Regions from separate parts of the Homo sapiens genome. Here region 2 is linked to region 1. The links are chromatin contacts, found by Hi-C or POLR2A ChIA-PET in ENCODE. All regions are on one chromosome and are shown on one strand. Each heading gives the region's core, a stretch centred on a gene start or an enhancer-like site at or near the end of the contact. The rest is flanking DNA. Distances are from core to core; before and after follow the strand shown.

The links. A loop is a pair of places that touch in the nucleus more often than their neighbours do. ChIA-PET counts read pairs that join two places held with the same protein, here RNA polymerase II (POLR2A).
Region 2: a map of breast epithelium shows a loop between it and region 1 (3-fold over the local background). The contact joins two enhancer-like sites. A Hi-C loop is called at or near these places in 2 of 168 maps with a recorded cell type or tissue (breast epithelium and heart right ventricle). POLR2A ChIA-PET finds 5 or more read pairs at or near these places in 3 of 52 experiments (GM12878, MCF 10A and activated CD4-positive, alpha-beta T cell).

What each region holds. Positions count from the first base shown.
Region 1 is chr3:66,398,816-66,405,176 of GRCh38, reverse strand. It overlaps LRIG1 (leucine rich repeats and immunoglobulin like domains 1), which reads left to right. Exons shown (of 19, transcript NM_015541.3): 10 at 6,136-6,207. Among named protein-coding and RNA genes, the nearest start is that of LRIG1, 99 kb to the left of the region's middle. Within about 2 kb of position 3,121, at least 8 of the 41 ENCODE cell types and tissues checked have a DNase peak (open chromatin) inside an H3K27ac peak, as active enhancers do; they include breast epithelium, where a contact is called at or near this core.
Region 2 is chr3:66,794,772-66,801,132 of GRCh38, reverse strand. The region is part of intron 2 of LOC105377144 (a long non-coding RNA gene); the gene reads left to right. Among named protein-coding and RNA genes, the nearest start is that of KBTBD8, 200 kb to the left of the region's middle. RefSeq lists an enhancer at 2,302-2,852. Within about 2 kb of position 2,717, at least 5 of the 41 ENCODE cell types and tissues checked have a DNase peak (open chromatin) inside an H3K27ac peak, as active enhancers do; they include breast epithelium, where a contact is called at or near this core.

The DNA.
Region 1 (6,361 bases), core at 1,872-4,371:
CTCCGCCGGCAAATGCGCGGGACACACTTGGGTGGGAGATGTTTCTGTGGCGCCCCCCGCGCCTCTCTGCTCTGGGCCCAGGCGGAAGAGGAGCTGGCTTTTGTTTGGGGCAGAGCTTGTTTTGTTTGTGGAGAAGAGTTTGAAGAAGAGGGTGGGGGACACCCCACTCCTTGATGGCCTGGGTGTTGGGTTCTTGGGGGCTGGCAACCCGGCGTTTGGCGGCTGGTGGAGCTTCTCTTGGGCTTCACTCACAACTCACATGAAAACTGCTGAATTTGCTGTTGCCCTTTGTACAAAGGAGTCTTGCCCTGTTACTGGGTTTCTCAAAGTTGTGTAAAGGTCAGTAAGGTGTGAGGGCGGTGGGGCTCCTGTCAGTACTTTCGTCATTAACCATCATCTCAAATAACCACGTCATTTCCAAGGGTCGTAGTAGCAGCTATTTTGAATGTATGGTTTGGGGTCTTTTTCTTTTTTTTCCTAGCTAGCTCCTAGATTTTGCCAGTTAATCTGCCAAGCACCTGTGTGTGTTGTACCTAATGATCTCATGAGGGCAGGCTCTGTTAGGCAACCTCTTTATTAGTTGAGGAAAGAGAAGTGAGGGGATTTCGCCCAAAACTACACGGCTGGCAAGTGGCAGGCTCAGGATTTGCTTGTTTGGCTCCAAAGCCCACGTTCCCTTCCCCTTGGCCCGCCCTGTTTTCTCTGCGTGTAACCAGCACTTTCTGCAGATGCCACCCAAGGACCGTGCAGGAAGGGGACGAGAGTCATTATTACTGTTTACTAGCAGCTCGGAGGGAAGACTGGAGGAGGGCAAGACAGAGAGGACGGCTGCCGCTCGATTCCCCCAGCCCGTCCCCAGTGACGGGGAGCTCAGCAGAGTGCGAGTGTCAAGTAAATATTTGGAAAGCCCTAGTGGAGCTCGATGATAGAGGAGAGCCTGTGGTAGGGAGAGTCTTTTTATATAGTAGATGCTTCTGATTTGTTTTGAAAAGCGTGGCTTTTTGCACCTTTTATATACAAGGGTCCTGCTTAGGAATAAGCTCTGTTGGCTGTCTGAAGAAGGTACTTCTTGAGCGTCCTGTACTCCAGCAGCATGTCGGAGATGCTTATCAGTGATTCTTCTCCTTATTGTCCCTAAAACAATGCTGATTTTCCCCAGCCTTTAACCCATACGTGACCCCTTTTTATCCCATACGGGGCAAACCTGGGAAGAGCCAGAAGTACCAAGTGGGGTGGGGCAGAGGCCTTCTTAGCAAGAAGAGCTCCAGGCCTGGGATGTGGCTGCTGAGGTGTTCAGCACTGGCGCCACCACTCAGCATAAGCCTCCCTGACCTCGGCCATAACCGATTGAAGGGTGAGGGTGGTGAGAGTGGGCAGCACTGCCAGGTTCCTCGTGGGGCGTGTCAGTCCGGAGGAACCTGGAGCCGTTTCCTGGGTGTCATGGCTTCCAGGAGGCTCTGTCTCAATACAGAAGGCCCGTGAGGTGTGCCTGGCCCTGGGTCGCCTGGGCTTCCAGTGCTGCATGAGTCCGCCACTGCCTTCCTGAGTGCCCGCCCTCTGTGCCCTGGTGCTTTCTCCTTTGTCCCCCTGCTGGACTAGGCTCAGCTCTTCCACCTGAGCCCCAAGAGGTCAGCCCAAGCCCCTGCTTTCCTCACTCACATAATGTTGTTTGTAGTGAGCTGGTCCTGAGACTCCTGGGAACTTGTTAAAATCGAAGCCTCACCCCACCCAGCCACTGAGTCAGCATCTTGGGGCTGGAGACTCTGTGTATGTTTGAAAAAGGGTGAGAGAGAAAGACATGCATCCAAGTGGGGAAGCTGGGACAATAAATAAACAAGAATTCCTTAATATGATTAAATATATGCAATCACTTATTTAAGTGTGATGCTATCATGGTTATGTGGCAAAAGAAAAAAATGAATCATTTTCTTCTTGGATAAAGAAAATGGTATGATGCCTATGATTTGGATTCCATAAACTCCTGCTGGGTTTGAGAACGGGCAGTGGCTAGAGGTAGAGATGAGGTGAGATTGGCACGACCGGAGGAGGATTGGCACTGTGTCACGGGCACTTGGGGTTCAGGATACTACTCCGTCTACCTAGCATGGTATGTGCAAATTTCCACATTGAAAGGGAACCGGAGAAGTAAATGCTTCTCATATGATCATGGTACACAGGGCTATGTAAAAACTGCTGTGTTTGGCCTATCACAGGTGTTGAGTCGATGTTTGTTGAATGAAGGGAGGGACAGAGGAAGAACCCAGTGCCTCTTTGGTCCCCTCCCCACCCGCCTACTCAGAACATTCCAGGAAAGTTCTGCGCTGTGGCCCTGGCTGAGAGAAGTGACCACAGACAGCACTGTGTTGCTCTGTGGGAGTGGCCCAGTGCCGGCCTGTTAGGATCCACTGAGAAGTGGGGTGCGTGTTAGCACAGAGAAGAGCCGCCCCTCTAGAGCAGCTGATCCGTCCTGTGGGGAGTGCAGCCAGTGCCTGAGTCCCTTCATTTGGTGTGGGTTTGTTTTTGGAGAGCTCAAGGAGCTTGTGTTCAGGGTCTGCCCTAGGATGGGAAGGTAGAGACCCCTGCCTTCGCTGAGTTACTCAAGGACCTTGGGTCCTTCCCACCATGCAAGAGGTCAGACCTAAATTAAAATGTTTTCCAAGAAAGGGAGATGTGAGTAGCAGAGCCATAAACGGCCTCTCTGTGAATTTGGGGTGGATGCTGACCTGCCCTTAATTTTTCCAGCTTACGCACACAGCTGTGTTGGAGAGTTCCTCACACTGGAGCTTCCCAGCAGGGTGGGAATGTTCCTAGACCCCAGCGCATGCCTTTCTTCCTAACTGGTCTGGGATTCTGCTGTAGACCCACTCCAGGGCCTGTTTCCAAATGGTTGTGCGGTTCCCGGGCTGGGGCCTGCACGATGGCACAGAGTCAGTACGCGGGAGGGAAGGGAGAATTTCTGGATCCCAAATTACAGGCAGAGAGGAGCAGTTAGTGACCTGGGTATGCGACTTCCTGCCCAGTGGTTCCAGCTGGCTCCATGGCATTCCTCGGAGGGAGGGGCAGAGTCCCACACAGGGCACATGGGAAGGGGCATGTTTGGGGGATCTTGCAGAGCTGATGTGAGCGCAGCCTCCATCCCTGCCTATGTGGGGGCCGGGCCTGCAGTGGAACTCATTGTGTGTGTGGGTGGGAAGCGGGGGCTAGTGCACATGTCGCGGCTACTTCCAAGGACATGAGTACAAGGACCCATGTGAGCATTGCCCCCAGTACCTGCCACTTGATTTGGCAAGCGCTAACCAGGCCTTTGGAGCTGTTGGCTGGGTTGGCCAGGAGATGGATGGGAGGTTTGACAGGTGACTCCCGCAGGTCGCTTTCTGTTCCAGGTTGGTGCTGGGGAGGTCAGGCCAGGTGTTCCTTCTGAAAGGGAGCCCGGCTGTGGTACAGAAATAGTGTCCTCCCAGCCCATAATCCCGCCTCTCCTTTCTCCTGGCAGCAGCCTTTTATTAGAGCCATCCCAGTCTGCTGGCTGCAGCTCCCCGTCCCAGCCCCATATGTCTGCTGGGGGAAGGTAAGGACCCTGCCTAATCTACCAACAAGATGATTAGCCCCTGCATAATTGAGAATTTGAGAATTTATTTTATTGCTATTGTCACCGTTAAAAATAACAGCCTGCCCTCATTGTAAAACAGGTCAATGTGACTAATATTTAATGGATGAAATAAAGCGCAGCTTTTTCCTGGATCTCATTTACAGGAGATTTCACTAAACAGTTCAATGCGTTTTTACTGGGACCTGGGGCACACAGTGCCTGGGCGGGGGGATCTGAGTAAGAGTAGAAGTTGGCAGTGCTCTCTGAAGCGCTCGGGGTGCAGTGCCCCATGAGCTGTTACTTGCTGGCGAGTTTTGTGGTTAAAGCGCCTAAGTTAGCATGGCCATCAGCTTTTCTGTGTGTTTGGTTTATTTGTTTTAAAATAAAAGTTTCAGACTGAAGAGAGGTGTGGAAACGCTTTCAGAATGCGATTGTTTTCACATTCATGCAGACGGCCTGAAAGAAAGAAAACGCAGAGGGTCTCTGGCCCGTTTGCCCCTTCACCGTCCGGAGGCAGGAAACAGAGCTGGCTTTGTCTGAGGGCTGAGCTTGCAGTTAGTGCTGGGGTCATCCTGAATGGTGGCCCCCAGGGAGGGAGTCTGTTTCTGATGAAACGGAGGGTCAGGCAGCCCCTGTGGAGTGGCTGCCCTGGAAGCTGGCCACACGGACTGGTGGTGCCTCCCTCTGGCTCTGCTGTGAGCCTGTGTTTCCAGGAGGCAGCCTCCTGGTACCTGCCCAAGCGGTTCCCAGGAGGCCTGTTGCAGTCAGGAAGAAGCAGCGGCCCGTGTGGTGGGCAGGTCCCAGGCTGCCCTGCCATCTTTGGTTTGCTTCAGGGCTTATATTTCCTTTCTTTTCCTCCTTTCAGGAAGGGGCTGGGGCTTCTTGTTTTCCCTTATGGGTCCCAGTCTTAATGCAGGCTGAAGGTGGAGATGGCTTCTAGTCCGGTCTCTTCCCCGATGCTAGGTGAGATCCTGGACCAAGAGTCCCCTTCCCAGTAGGGGGCTGGGCCAGATGGGCTTTCTCCAGGGGCTTCCTCTCCTGCCCACCTGCACCCCATTGCCTTGGACAGACCTGTTGACGCTGAGAATCACCAGGAGTTGGCTCCCAGCAATCGGTATTCTTAGCCAGCCTGTTAGATCCTGGTGTACCTTAAGATTGACAAGTCCACGAAGCTGATGGTCAGCACTGCCTTTGGTTGTTCCCTGGTAGTCTCCTGTGCCATCAGGATTAGAGGGAATGCCTTTGGTGGGTTCTCATCAGAGAACATGATAACGGGGAGGGGAAAACTCGATTCTCTTCATTCCCAGTGTCCACCCTAGGGGCTTCCCTGCAGAGAGACAAGCTTCCCTTTAGATCACACAGTGTGGTGGAGGAGGCACTCATTTCTTCCATGTGTTCTGCAGGGGCGCAGACTTTGGTTTCTGGGAGAACTCTTAACAGTTACTGCTAAGGCTGGGATCAGAGTTGCCTGGAGGCAGGAACCCCTTTTTATGAGCAGGCAGTCCAGGAAGGGGACAGGCACTAGCGATAACGTTGGAGGTTGGCCCACTGACATCATGTAACGTCTGGGGTCTGGCTTAAGAGCCAAAGCACTGGGGCATCTCCTGCAGGCCCTGAGGGGTCCCTCTCGTAGGCAGGGACACAGCTCACCATGGCTGTGTGCTGGCTGCCAGGACATCTCAGGTGCAGACAGCTGTGGAGCCAGCTTGATGGATGCCTATTTTACTGTCCTCTTCTTGCCTCTTTTGGGAAGCTTTATTCCCAGAATGCACTTTTCAGAAGTGGGTGGCAGTTTGGGGGTTTTTGTTTGTTTTTTGTTTGAGACAACATCCCGCTATGTTGCCCAGGCTGGAGTGCAGTGGCGCAATCATGGCTCACTGCAGCCTCCACCTCCTGGGCTCAAGCAATCCTCCCACCTCAGCCTTCTAAGTAGCTACGACTACTGGTGCGTGTCTCCATGCCCGGATAATTTTTTAGTTTTTGTAGAGACAAGGTTGCCCTATGTTGTCCAGGTCTCAAACTCTTGGGCTCAAGTGATCCTCCTGCCTCAGCCTCCCAAAGTGCTGGGATTACAGGTGTGAGCCACCATGCCCAGTCATGGTCAGCAGTTTTAATTCCGAAGATTTTTCTTTCCTTTTTTGACTCAGCTTCCTCTCACTGAAACCATAATCAGTCTCATCTCTCCATCACTAAACTTCACCACCCAAGGGTTGGTGGTCCTTGGAGAGAGACTGGGCCAGACAAGGTGATTTCTGCCTAACACTGGGAGGGGCCTTTTTTAGGCCAGACGGCACATGCAATTCCAGCCTATCATCACTATTAAATTCTAATAAAGATAAAAGTATTTCATTTCAGAAAGGGGAAGGCCTGCGTGCCTCAAACCCGTAATCTCAGCGCAGGTCAGCTTTCCACCTGCCCCTCACTGGACAGACTTATCAGGTAGCACTACCTTAATTGTGTGTTTTCTTTTTCTTTTTCTTTCTCTCAACCCTTCCTGTTTCGCTTTCCTTCCCTGGCCTTAATTTCTGGATGTTTGGAAACTACAGGACTCTGTTTGGAAACAAGATCAAGTCTGTGGCTAAGAGAGCATTCTCGGGGCTGGAAGGCCTGGAGCACCTGTGAGTATCTCACCAGCCCTGCCCTGAGGCACAGCCTGCTGAATGCGGCTGCCGGGGAGTTCTGCTAGCAATTTAATCGCATCTTTGTAAACTGAGAAACAGGCTATTTGGAAACACCAGCTGCTTCCTTCTCATTATGTCAGCTTCAGCTTTG
Region 2 (6,361 bases), core at 1,468-3,967, 400 kb before region 1:
ATGAATGTGAAGGCCTAGGACATGACTGTATGCTTTATACACTGTAGACTTTATAAACACTGTACACTAAGGCTACACTAAACTTATTAAAAATGTTTTTCATTCTTCACTAATAAATTAACTTTAGCATACTGTAACCTTTTGGCTTTTTGTAAAGCTGTACAAAAATATTTTCTTTATATCCTTATTCTATAAGCTTTTTTCCTATTTTAAAAACTACATTTGTAGTCCTTAAACGTTTCTTATTAAAAACTAAGACACAAACACACCCTAGGCCTACACAGGGTCAAGATCATCAATATCACTGTCTTCCACCTCCACATCTTGTCCCACTGGAAGGTCTTCAGTGGCAATAACATGCAGGGAGCTGTCATCTCCTATGCTGACAATGCCTTCGGAATACCTCCTGAAGGACCTGCCTGAAAGTGTTTCACAGTTAAATTTGTTTTAAAGTAGGAGTATACTCTAAAATGATAATAATAAGTATAGTATATTAAATATATAAACCAGTAATATAGTCATTTATTATCAAGTATTATGTACTGCACATAATTTTATGTGCTAGACTTTATACAAGGGGCAGCCCAGTAGCTTTGTTTACACCAGCCTCGACACAAACATGTGAATAATGCATTGCACTACAATGCTAGGATGGCCATGACCTAACTAGGCAATAGGAATTTTTCAGCTTCATTATATTCTTACGGGACCACCGTCGTATAGGCAGTCCGTCATTGACTAAAATGTTGTCATGTGGCACATGACTATATATAAAGAACTGTCAAAACTCAATCATAAGAAAACAATCCAGTTTAAAAATGGGCAAAAGGTTTGAACAGACACTGCATTAAAGCAGATCTACAGATGGCAAATAAGCCCATAAAAAGAGACAAAACCCTGTTAGACATTAGGGAAATGAAATAAAAACCACAATGAGATTCCACCACACGGGTACTGAAGTGCGTTTTTAAAAAACTGACAATACTGCTGACAAGGATACAGAGCAACTGGAACTCTCATATATTGCAGATCGGAATGCAAAATCGCACAGCCACTTTGGAAAACACTTTGGCAGTTTCCTAGAAAGTTACACATACACTAACCATATGACCTAGCTATTCCTCTCCTAGGGAAGAATAGTTTGACATATTCATTATTTTTTTCTCTATATATACATTTTCCCCTTACTCTTCCCCTCATTTAAGCAGGTAGCAGGTTCTGGGCTTCTGAGCCCCAACTAAATTTTGTGGCAGAGCAGAAAGCAGAGTTAGCCTGTCTTTTTAAGGGCAGAGGCAAAGAGGGTAGCAGTTGAGAGTGGGCTTGGAGAGGCATGAAGAAGGGTCCTATGGGGCCAGCAGGAAGAAGGACCAGGGTTCAACTTCCTGGCAGCACTCTGAGAAGATGGTAGAATCCCAGAGAAAAATGGCTCCATGGAGCATCTCAGGCAGCACAGCAAAGGAGTTCTAGTCCCCAAACTTCACACCGAAGAAGCCACCATCTTTGGAACCAGCCTCCGTGGATGATGACAATGGTAAAGCTTTGTGGCTATCTGGCTGTGTGACCTTGGAAAAAGTCACTTAATATCTCTAAGCCTCAGTTTCCAAAATCAGTGGAGAGGAGGAGGTGAACCTTACACCCGGAGCTACCATGAATGGTTGGGCAAACCATACTTTGCAAGCATGGTAGCTCACACCTGTATTCCCAGCACTTTGGGAGGCCGAGGCAGGCAGAGCACTTGAGGTCAGGAGTTCAAGACCAGCCTGGCCAACATGGTGAAACCCTATCTCTACTAAAAATACAAAAATTAGCCAGGCGTGGTCGCATATGATTGTAATCCCAGCTACTTGGGAGGCTGAGGCAGAAGAATCACCTGAACCCGGGAGGCAGAGGTTGCAATGAGCCGAGATGGCACCACTGCACCCCAGCCTGGGTAACAGAGTGAGACTCTGTCTCAAAAAAAAAAAAAAAAAAAGAATGCCCTGCCAAGGGGGCACAGAAAAAAACAAGTCCAGAAGTCCAGCCTTTCCTCCACTCATCAGCCCTGAGTCCTGGGACAGCGTTGGGTCATTGCTTTCCTGGCCCACGTAGAGAAAGTAGCGTGGGCTACCCATGGCCTTCACTGTAGCTGCACAATACAGCTTTGATATTGTGTAATTTGAATTTTTTCCCCTCTAAATGACTATTTCTAGCAGTCTCTCTGAAAAAAAAAAAAAAAAAAACTTTCATAAATATATTCCTTTTCCCCCCAAACACACACGTACATAAATTTCATTATAAGAAAGTTTTTACCATATCAGGTACAACCTCCAAGCACCCCAAAGATATCTGCAAAGTAAGACTATTTCCTTTTTTTCCACCCTAATTTATTGATACAACAAATGAACAGGGAGATTTGTCCAGCCAATAGCAAATGAAATTGGATAGTAATCCACCTTCAGGTTTCTGGGTAGCAGGCCTTGAGGGAAACTGAGGCTACAGGGGAATTTCAGATCCAGCCAACGTGTCTCCAGGAAAATATGCCCTTTTAGTTCTGTTTCTGAAAACCACACTGACTGTCTCAAGCTGTGGGGATCGGGAAACTGTTGATTGCCTCCTTCCAGAAGGCCTCCTCCCTCACTTGGAGAAACAGTTCTGAAGTTGCAACAACTCCGCTCAGCTGGAGTTTCTCAGAAGCCCGGCATTCACCCATGACTGAGTCCTGACGGAGCGCTCTGTGGGGAAGCCAGGCAGCGAACACATCCTGGGGAAATCATTGTCCTGCCCCCTGCTTGGCCGCGGAAGGCGGACACCCGGTTTCAATGTTGTCTTTGTTACCAGCTCCAGTAGGCGCTCTGATGTGCATTTTAATGAAAATGGGACACCTGCGGCAGCGCTCCCGATCAACAGCAAGGAGGGAGAAACCCCAGATCTGGACCGGAGTCCTGGGGATCCCCTTTCAAAAGGCAGCCGGGCATTCCAAAGAGGCTGGGAAGAAACAGCCCTTTATCCGCATCGGGGGGCCCCCTGGCGTGTCGCCGGGACCCTCAGCGGCGTGTCCCCCACCTCCTCCTGGCCCCCTCACAGGGCTCCCAGGAGCAGCCGTAGGAGCGGCCTGGGATATTTTTTCTATCTTCCAGCCTGAGCTACACGAGGCAGTTGAATTAGAGTCATTACTGTAATTTAATTTCTCCAAATTCAGAGCAATTTTCTTTCCAAATATATCAGGGGCCAGCAAAGGTTCAAAGAATTGGAGAAACCATTCCAAATTCAGAAAGGTTAAAAGAAAGACCAGTCATAGGGTGAACACTACTACTACTATCATATTTCATAATAATTGTATATTATACAACTGAATGTATTATATGGCACGTAATATATATTATTACATATGACAATGTATAGTAATAATCCCATAAAGATATATCACAGTTATCATAGTATTATATATTTATGTATAGACACATAATGTGTCTAACATTCCACCCTAATTTATTGATACAACAAATGAACAGGGAGATTTGTCCAGCCAATAGCAAGTAAAATTGGATAGTAATCCACCTTCAGGTCTCTGGTTAGCAGGCCTTGAGGGAAACTGAGGCTACAGGGGAATTTCACGTTGAGCCAACGTGTCTCCAGGAAAATATGCCCTTTTAGTTCTGTTTCTGAACACCACATTGATTGTCTCAAGCTGTGGGGATCGGGTCCTGTCTATATTATGTATAGACACATTATACATAATGTGTCTATACATAATATATAATATACTATGATAGATACGTTGTATATATTAGGTAATATATATAACATTCAAAATGTTCAAAAGTAATTTTGATAATGTTAAAAAAAATTGGAGGATCAACCCAGAATCAAAGTTTTAAGAGGAGGAAGAGACAGAGGGTGAAAAAAAATATTATTTTTATAATTATTTTATGATAATATAGACTTAACATATAGTTACACGGAATATTGTGTATCATATAATTATTGTTTTATATGATACTATAAGATATAACTACATATTTTTATTATTACTAATATTGTTGTTGAAGATAACATCGATTGCTTGTCAGATGCTATGCTAGACACTTTCGAGGCATTATATTATTGAATTTTCACAATAGCCTCTATGATGTAGGTACTATGGGTTTTGTATCCCTTTAAAAAAATATAGTTTTATTGAGATATAATTCACATACCATACAATTCACCAATTTAAAATATACAATTCAGTGGATTATATTCAGTGAATATATTGAAGTATATCACAGAGTTTGTAGTCATCACCATAGTCAATGTTAGAACATTTCATCACCCAAAAGGAAATCCCATATGCATTAGCAGTCATTTCCCCGTTTCCCCCTCCCTACAACCCTAGACAACTCTGATCTGTTTCCTATCTATAGATTTGCCTGTTCTGGGCATTTTATATAAACAGAATTACACAATATGTCATCCTTTGCATCTGACTTCTTTCACTGAGCATGTTTCCAAAATTCATCTATGTTGGAACATGTATCAGTACTTCATTCTTTTTGATAGCTGCATAGTAGTCATTGTATGGACATACCACATTTTGTTTATCCACTCATCACTTAATAGATATTTGAGTTGTTTCCACTTTGGGGCTATTACAAATAACGCTGCTATGAATACTTATGTGCAAGTTTTTATATGGATGTATGCTTCTGTTTCTCTTAGACATTCTGTGTTTCACCCCATTTTACAGATGAGGAAATTGAGGTTCAGAGATGCTACATAACTTGCCCAAGGTCACACAGCCTGTGAATGCTCTGAGAGTCAAACTTAGCTCTGTGTAATGCTCTTAGTTACTCTGCTCTGTTGCACTCCATTTCATCAGAGGTTAAAATATGGAGGGCAGAGACACCCATCCCTCCTGGGTCTCTGGAGAGGTACTGAAGAAAAACAAAGCAGGAAGAGTTTCTGTTGCAGCTGAGAATGAACTTTCTCCTGTTAAGGGTAGTTAGTTAAGCCTGGAAGTGATTGCCAAGAAAGCAGTGAATTCCCTTTTGGGGATGAAAGATCCTCTGTGGGGTCTTTCAGACACAGCAGGGATGCCTCACTCCCAGGAATGGGGTTTGGCTCAAGCCTGTCCAAATGGCAGCCCTCATTCTGCGTCAGGTGCCCAAATGGTATGAGAGGGGCCAGGCCGCATTTCAGGCCTCTCTCACTGCTTCTCACCCTGACCCCACCCCAGCCCCCCAAGCCTGTTTCCAGGGTCTTGTCTCCACACGAGGTCCCCTAAACCTCCTCCCCATACGGCTGGAGCCCTGACCTGTCCTGTTCCAGTTCCCTCCCACTGTGGAGGCAACAAAGGGAGATGGCCAAAGCCTAGCTAAACCAGGGCTGGGGTTGGGTGTTGGTGGGGGAGAAAGGTGATGCAGTGCAGGGAGGGAGGGAAGGATTGGGGGAAGGTCCCAAAAGGGCCCAGGAGCCTCAGATTACCCAGGGCAGGGCAGGGCATCGGGAGAGAACCCACAATGCCTCCCCAGGGGAGATGTTGTTCATCCGAGCTCATGGTTATAAAATGAGACCTCTGTGCCTATGTGGCTGATGAAACCAGTGCCGTTTGATATATTTCAACAGAGCATGGGGTTTTTAAAAAACAATCCTACCATAAACATCCTGAATCCTAAAATTGTTATTGTACCAGTCATAGAAAAAGCAAAATCCACTTTTTTTTTGGTGTGGGGGTGGTGCGGACCTAGTCATGAAATGTAGTAGAAACCATTTCAGTTTTAAAGTCAGTGAAGCACCTGTCCCCCATCTGGCTATATGAGCCTGAGCAATTTTCTTAACCTTGCAGACCCTCAGTTGTTTTCACACATAAAATGGGAATAATAACAGCAGTACCTGCCTTTCACAGTTTCTGGTGCAGGATCAAATGGACTTATGCAGCTTTCCCCAGTGTACTTAGCAACCACACTTCTACAGGTTATTGTAATGTGAGGAGCACACACAGACTGGTGATTTGGGGGAGCAGTCATTTAAATCAAGCTAAATAGTTTCCATTCTGACACGACTTCTCCGAGCATTTAATGTATTGATCTTCATCAAGAATATTGAAGAAAGATCCCATTCTGTTGCATTTTGCAAATCTATTTAACCACAGAAATCTTGATATAACATCCAGCGTAGAGACTGAAAGCTAGCGGTCCATGGGCCAAATCTGGCCCACAGATGTAGAGTTTTTTGGCCAGCACAGTTTTGCCTTTCAAAGTTTCCCGTATTTAAATATAGTGAGATTTCACACATACATCACAAGATTTCACATAAAAATTAACTTTCAGCTTCTCTTGAAAAAACCTAAAGATTAGGACAAACTGGGTCCTCATTTTCACATGGTGACACTTAACCAGAGTGG